2 separate regions of the Homo sapiens genome follow, and region 2 is linked to region 1. Evidence: read pairs that join two places in POLR2A ChIA-PET (ENCODE). Cell type or tissue: GM12878. All regions are shown on one strand.

Region 1 (4,000 bases):
TTGATGACCTCTTTCAAGACCCATCTCCAAATAAGGTCACATTCTGAGATACTGGGGTTAGGACTTCAAAATACAAATTGGAGTGGGGACAACACAATTCAACGTGCAACAACAATCTCTAACCCAGCCCTCTCTTTATTTTATTTATTTATTTTTATTTATTTATTTATTTATTTTTTGAGATGGAGTCTCGCTCTTGTTGCCCAGGCTGAGTGCAATGGTGCAATCTTGGCTCACCGCAACCTCCACCTCCTGGGTTCAAGTGATTCTCCTGCCTCAGCCTCCTGAGTAGCTAGGATTACAGGCATGCACCAACATGCCCAGCTAATTTTGTATTTTTAGTAGAGACAGGGTTTCACCATGTTGGTCAGGCTGGGCTCCAACTCCCAACCTCAGGTGATCCACTCGCCTCGGCCTCCCAAAGTGCTGGGATTACAGGCGTGAGCCACTGCGCCCAGCTATTTATTTTTTGAGATGGAGTCTCGCTCTGTCGCCCAGGCTGGAGTCCAGGGGCGTTACCTCAGCCCACTGCAACCTCTGCCTCCCAAGTTCAAGTAATTCTCCTGCCTCAGCCTCCCAAGTAGCTGGGATTACAGGTATGTGTCACCACACCTGGCTAATTTTTGTGTTGTTAGTAGAGATGGGGTTTCACCATGTTGGCCAGACTGGTCTCGAACTCCTGACCTCAAGTAATCCCCCCTCCTCAGTCTACCAAAATGCTGAGATTACAGGTGTGAGCCACCGTGCTCAGCCTCCAGCTGTTATTTTTATTGACAAAGTTATGAAAATATTTGAGTGGGAAAGTGATTTGCACAGGCTCCATCAAGTTGACAAAACCAAGATCGGAACACAGGTCTTTTGGGGCCCCCAGCCTTCAGCAGACTTCCCCAGGAGTAGCAGTATTGCCTGCTTTTGGAAACCTCTTCTCCAAGAAGGGAATCCCTGAGCTTGGGCCAGTCTAGGAAGCACCCAGTTGAATCTACAGGCCTAGGACACATGAAAACCCTTTTACCAACCAACATCTGGAAAGGGACTCTGCAATGCCAGGGTAGAAGGAGCCTTATTCATGGAGCTTCATAGAGGCACTGGGTCTTATTTTCTTTGAGACGGAGTTTCACTCTTCTTGCCCAGGCTGGAGGGCAGTGGTGTGATCTCGGCTCACTGCAACCTCCGCCTCCCGGGTTCAAGCGATTTTCCTGCCTCAGCCTCCCGAGTAGCTGGGATTACGGGCATGCACCACCATGCCCAGCTAATTTTTGCATTTTTTTAGTAGAGATGGGGTTTCTCTATGTTGGTCAGGCTGGTCTCAAACTCCCGACATCAGGTCCTCCGTCTGCCTCAGCCTCCCAAAGTGCTGGGATTACAGGCATGAGCCACCCCCTCCGGCTTGGGTCTTATTTTCAATGGCCAGGCCTCTCATTAACGTGGCAGGAATGCAGCCTGTGCGGAGCTCCCAACAGTGCAGTTTGCCAGAAGTTGGCTGGGATTGTGCTGGGTTTCTCAAGGTTCCCCTCCTTGTTCACTCTCTTCAGACCCACCTTTGCCTGCAGCTGGCAAGCAGCTGATAGATCTCTATTTTGCTGTTGTGAGAATTCACCAAAAAGGCACTTCTAAAAGCCTCATGCAACTAGCAGGAGAAACATAGGTTTAGAGCCTTGCTCCTGCAGCTTCAAAAACAAGGAGGCAAAAATTGAGATTGAATATAGCACAGAGTGTGGGTGACACCAAACCACGGACTGAGTTGATAGGCTGCAGGGAAGGAAGTGAAAAGTTCACCTTGTCCTTCCGTCTAACAGAGGACTGCTGGTTTTGCAGAGGTTTGCTTTTTTTTTTTTTTCCATTCAATAAAAATAGCTCGGTGGGACAACATATTATAGCATTCGTGGAAATAAAAACTAGGAACCACATCATAGGATGTTCTGCTCCAAACTTGGCGCTGATCCCCCAGGCAGCTCCAAGTTCCCTCTGATTCAGGCAGCAGCGACGGAGGCCCTCCCCTGTCCCAGGTGGGACCCGGCCTTCAGAGAGGAAGGGAGGTGGTGGTATGAGGCATCAGCTGTTTCCTTTGCCTGTGGGCCAAGATCCTTGCCATGGCAGAAATACAACTTTGTCCCCAGTGTCTGCCTTCTGCACTGTAAAAAGCAAGTTTCCATCACAAAGGGTTGCGATTCAGGAAACCAGGGTTAGAGGCAAACGGGTCTTATTTGAAAATGGTAAAACCTGGCCAGGCCTTGGACTTCCTGCATTGGTTGCTCTCCTGGGACCTGGGACCAGCCCAGCAGGGTGGGGTGGGGCAGCAATGCAGGTTACAGGATGTGAAAGTGGGGACTGAGGTTAGGAAAAAGAATAAAAGGCTGTGACCAGAACACACCCAGCAGAGGCCATGTGCAGTTCTCTTCTTCAGGGTTTCCTGTGGGTACACTGAGAACATTGTGTTCTGGCTGAGAACTTATCCGGCGGAGCCTGCTGCATACGTGGCCCCTGGGTCCTAGTGCTGCCTCTTACCTAGCCTCAGGCCTGGCTCCCCTGCCTGCACCTGCGTGCAGCCCACTGTATGACCCAGGGAGGCTGTCTCCATTGTGTCCTCCTGCTGGGTGAGGCCCCCGGCCACCAGACTCCGAGCACTTAAGATTCTGACCCATCCCGCATTTCCAAAGCATCTTCAGCGTGCCGGGTGCCATCACACAGTCGCGTTTCATATCCCTCATAACAAAACATCCTTCAGATGACAAAACTGAGGTTCAGGGAAACTGAGAGGAACAACCAACATCAGTATTTATTTTTATTTATTTATTTTAGAAAGGGGGGTTTCACTTCCACCCAGGTTGGAATGCAGTGGTGCGTTCATAGCTCACTGCAGCTTCCAACTCCGGGCCTCAAGTGAACCTCAGCCTCCTGAGCAGCTGGGACTACAGGCACGCACCACCACCCCTGGCTCATTTTTGTATTTTTTGTAGAGACAGGGTCTCATTATGTTGCCCAGGCTGGTCTCGAACTCCTGGGCTCAAGCAACCCTCCCGCCTCGGCTACCCAAAATGTTGGGATTAAGACATAAGCCACTATGTGCCTGGCCTATGCCAGTATTTATTTATTTATTTATTTATTTATTTATTTATTTATTTATTTATTTATTTATTTTTGAAATGGAGTTTTGCTCTTGTTGCCCAGGCTGGAGTGCAGTGGCATGATCTCGGCTCACCGCAACCTCTGCCTCCCGGGTTTAAGCAGTTCTCCTGCTTTAGCCTCCCGAGTAGCTGGGATTATAGGCACCCACCACCACACCGGGCTAATTTTTGTATTTTTAGTAGAGACAGGGTTTCACCATGTTGGCCAGGCTGATCTTGAACACCTGACCTCAGGTGATCCACCTGCCTCAGCCTCCCAAAGTGCTGAGATGACAGGCGTGAGCCACCATGCCTGGCTGCCACTATTTATTAAAGGTTCTTGGATGCAGGTCTCATGTCACTTCGGGATAACTGATTTTGAGGCATTATTTCAAACTCTTGCAATGAATGTGAGCATTTTCTCTCAAAGTTTCTCTCCAGGTGATTTTGAGAATAGATGCTTTCTCTTTTTTATTTTTTGTTTGCTTGAGACAGGGTCTCATTCTGTCGCCCAGGCTGGAGTGTGCAGTGGCGTGATCTTGGCTCATTGCAGCTTCAACCTCCCTGGATCAATTGATCCTCCTGCCTCATCCTCCTGAGTAGCTGGGACTACAGGTTTGCACCACCAAGCCCCGCTAATTTTTTTTTTTTTTTTTTTTTTGAGACGGAGTCTCTTTCTGTCGCCCAGGCTGGAGTGCAGTGGTGCAATCTCGGCTCACTGCAACCTCCACCTCCCGGGCTCAAGCAGTTCTTCTGCCTCAGCCTCCCGAGTAGGTGAGACTACAGGCATGCGTCACCACGCCTGGCTAATTTTTGTATTTTTAGTAGAGACGGGGGTTTCACCATATTGGCCAGGCTGGTCTCGAACTCCTCACCTTGTGATCTGCCCGCCTTAG
Region 2 (4,000 bases), 190 kb before region 1:
CAAAAGGTGAAGGAACTTGACTTTCACCCTGTGGGTAGTAGGGAGTCATTGAGGGTTTTATGTAGAGGAAAGACCCCACCTCACCCATCTCCATGGTAGTTATGACAAAAGTGGACGAGGAGCGCTAGAAAGGAAGGAGCTAGAAGCCCAGTTTGCCAGCTGCTGCAACTGTCCAAGTGACAGGTGATCAGGGCTAAGCTGGGGAATGCACTCATTCAGCAGGTATTGATGAATCTGTACCCAACTAGAAGGCAGACTTTAGCCTGGACAGTTCAGCCCCAACTATTTCTCCAGTCTTCATTTGAATCCTTTCCTGCCTCCCAGCCATAGCACGCACAAGGTCTGCAGCACCCTCTGCACACGGTGTGCACCCAGCAGACCACCACCATTCCCAGCCCTCCCTACTGTCACACAGGCCCCGTCACCCCTTCACAAAGAGTTTGCAACCCTTGGGAAAGCACCTTCCTGCCCCGAGAAAAATCACACTGAGACACGTGTTCTTGTGTCTTTTTTATTGGACTGTGGGCTTCCTAAGGCAGGCCGGGCACTATTTCCCTCTGTATCCTCTTTTGCACCACCTAACTCAATTTCTCCAAGCCTGATAAGCAAAGAGCCTTGCATACAGCAAGGGTGCAATAAACCCAGCCAAGTGGACATCCCATCTCCAAGGGTCAAGGCCGGATGGTGTAGCTCTAAGGAAGGGGCAGACCAAATGAGCTTTGACATCTCTGGGATTTGATGATCCCAGGATTCTGAATCCAAGAATCTGGGGTTGAACGGGCTCCTTGGAGCCCAGTGTGTGAGCAGAGGGAGAGGACAAGGAACAAAACCAAAGAGATCCAAGTTCAGTGGAGTCCCAAGCCTGCTGGGAACAATGCTGGAGAAGGGGTGCAGGGAGAGAAAGGTAGGAGCCCACGTCTCCCTAGCTGCCCTCTAACTGCTGCAGGATAGGCCGTCACCTGCCCATCAGCAGCTCAGCAAGTGAACAGGCCCTCTCAGCCCTGGCCCAGGGGTCTTGCGTCTCCTGATGGGGGCCCCTCCAGGGTGATCCTGGGGGTCCTGGGGCAACTTCATGTTGAACAGCTGGGCGTTGCCAGGCCCCAGGCTGGCCCTCCAGGACAAGGGGAGTGTTGGAGGACCTGGCTGGAGCTAGCTGCCTGGCAGAGTCAGGGAGGAGGCTGGGGCTGCGGAGGAGGAGAGGTTGCCCCACTGAGCGCAGCCTCTGTTGGTGTCACTGACTGTGATATCGTGATATAAGAAGAAATATGTATTTGGTCTTTGCCCTCAGTTCCTGACCCAGAGCCCAAAACCTTTGTAATTTCCTGAGTGATAGGAACTTCTGACACAGAGCTCTGAAATCCCTTGGAATTTCTGGAGTGATAGGAGCATCTTTTGTTCCAATGAGGTGACTCCTGGGGGGCTCCTGGATACCCTCAGGATAAGGACTGGCTGCCAGGGGAACCAACTACCCCCAACCGCTGGGGAAGGGAGAGGGGCCAAAGGTTGAGGCGATCACCAGTGGCCAGTGATTTCATCAGTCATGCCTACATAATGAAGCCTCCATAGAAACCCAAAAAGACAGGGTTTGGAGAGCTTCCTGACAGCTGAACACATGGAGGTTCCTGGAGGGTGGTGCCCATGGAGGGCATGGAGGCTCCACGTCCCTTCCCACCCACCTCACCCTATGCATCTCTTCCATCGGGCTGTTCATCTGTGTCCTCTGAAATATCCTTCACCATAAATGGGTAAAGGTGTCTCCCTCAGTTCTGCAAGGCTCTAGCAAATTAACTGAACCTGAGGAGGGAGTATGAGAACCCTGATCTGTAGCCCATAGGTCAGAAGCACAGGTCAGAACCTGGGGCTGGTGACGGGCATCTGAGGTGGGGGCAGACTTGTGGGACTGAGCCCTTTTTAAAATTGCTAAATTCATTTTAATTTTTTTTAGACAGGGTCCCACTCTCTTGCCCAGGCTGGAGTGCAGTGGTATAATTATGGCTCACTGCAGCCTTGACCTCCCAGGCTCAAGCAATCCTCCAGCCTCAGCCTCCCAAGTAACTGGGACTGTAGGTGCATGCCACCTCATCTGACTAATTGTTTTGCTTTTTTGTAGAGATTGGGTCTTACTCTGTTGCCCAGACTGGTCTCAAATTCCTGGCCTCAAGACATCCTCCCATTTTGGCCTCCCAGTTCGCCACTGTGCCTGGTGGGACTGAGCCCTGACCTGCACGATGTGTCACTCTCTCCAGGCAGTGTAGGAATTGAATTGAATGTGGGACAGCTAAGTGGTGTCCCCTGGAGAACAACTTGGTGTGTAGAGAAAAATCCCCACACATTTTGGTGACCAAAGGGGAAGTATTGTGTGTTGACAGAGTGAGAGTAGAAGAGAAAAAAATAGTTTCGCTTTTTTTCCCCCTCAGATAGACTATAAAGGAGATTGAGGCCAGGCACGGTGGCTCATGCCTGTAATCCCAGCACTTTGGGAGGCCAAGGCGGGTGGATCACTTGAGGTCAGGAATTCTAGACCAGCCTGGACAACATAGTGAAACCCCATCTATACTAAAAATACAAAAAAAAATTAGCTGGGTATTGTGGTGTGCACCTATAATCCCAGCTACTTGGGAGGCTGAAGCAGGAGAATCGCTTGAACCCGGGAGGCGGAGGTTGCAGTGAGCTGAGATCACGCCATTGCACTCCAGCCTGGGCGACAGAGTGAGACTCTGTCTCAAGAACAAATAAATAAATAAATAAAATTAAAATAAGGAGATTGAGAGGAGATAGTGCAGGGAGGGGCCTCCTTCCCCACCAGCGCCAGGGAAGCAAATATTCCTGGGAGACTTGGAAGGCATCCACCCTCCCCTCTACTGGCATGGCTGGAATCAGAAGAGGATGGGCAGCGGGAGCAGGAGCTTGACCTCAAGGGTCAGCCCAGCTTTCTCTAGAGGCTGACCCATCCCACAGGGGTGCATCAAGGATGCCCACCCTTCCAGAGAAACAGTGGCAGAGTCACACCAAATGTGCAATGTGAGAGAGAGAGAGAGAGAGAGAGAAAGCAAGACAATCCCGAACCTAACAAGACATTTTCTGGACTCGTACCTGTGCATGTTTTTTGTTTTTTTGTTTGTTTGTTTGTTTGCCTGTGCACGTTTTCACAGACTCACAACACTGGACAACTGAGTCCAATCCCCTCATCTTACAGATGGGGAAACTGAGGCCCATGGAGAGGTGCTGACCCAAGTTCAGAAGCAGGTCCTGGAAGAATCTCCATGTCTTACCTTCTTCTGTACTTCCCCAGTACCCACGCTCCCATCCACATTCAACCATGACTTACTGATGAAAACACAGGATTTTCCACCTTGGGCATTATCTCAGTGCGGGAGGCATGCCAGGAGTGGCTACAGCCCTGGGCAGCTGAACTTGCAGTGAGCCAGGCCTGGAGCAACACCAAGGCTCCACCACACACCCCTGCCTGAGCCAAGGTCAGCCCTGGGAAACAGAGTCTTCTCATCCATAAATGGGTCTGAGTGGCTGGTGATCCCTGCCTCGTGGAGTTGCTGAGGGGATTCAACAGCAGACGCAGCCTGGACTGGCTCACGCTTGTGATCCCAGCACTTTGGGAGGCTGAGCCCAGGAGTTCGAGACCAGCCTGGGCAACATAGCAAGACCCCCATCTCTACAAAAAGTTTAACAATTAGCTGGGCATGGTAGCACACACCTGTAGTTCCAGCTACTAGGGAGGCTGAGGTGGGAGGATTACTTGTGCCCAGAAGTCTGAGGTTACTGTGAGCTATGATCTCACCACTGCACTCCAGCCTAGGTAACAGAGTGAGAAACCTTCTCTGAATAATAATAATAATAATAATAATAATAATAATAATAATAATGTAAAGGACATAGGGCATTGAAGGGAACATAGAAATGTTTGTTTTTTCCTCTCCTCTCCCTCACCTATTTTGCTCAAAATATAAAAAGTTCTGGTTTTTGTTTGTTTTTGGTCAAATAC

The links. Peaks named below come from ENCODE experiments on the same cell type or tissue, not always from the same donor. Only the 100,000 strongest peaks of a DNase experiment are listed, where the experiment ranks them.
Region 2: POLR2A ChIA-PET joins it to region 1 with 6 read pairs; 3 of 35 experiments call an interaction of 5 or more read pairs at or near these places.

The regions. Positions count from the first base shown.
Region 1 is chr10:72,246,558-72,250,557 of GRCh38, forward strand. No RefSeq gene overlaps it. Among named protein-coding and RNA genes, the nearest start is that of DDIT4-AS1, 25 kb to the right of the region's middle. RefSeq lists enhancers at 1,343-1,910, 1,911-2,479, 2,480-3,046, 2,515-2,614. In GM12878, no CTCF peak of the experiment used is centred here; DNase peaks (open chromatin) are centred at 1,754 and 2,344; H3K4me3 peaks cover 2,000 bases; H3K27ac peaks cover 3,113 bases.
Region 2 is chr10:72,052,797-72,056,796 of GRCh38, forward strand. No RefSeq gene overlaps it. Among named protein-coding and RNA genes, the nearest start is that of SPOCK2, 34 kb to the right of the region's middle. In GM12878, no CTCF peak of the experiment used is centred here; a DNase peak (open chromatin) is centred at 2,295; H3K27ac peaks cover 570 bases.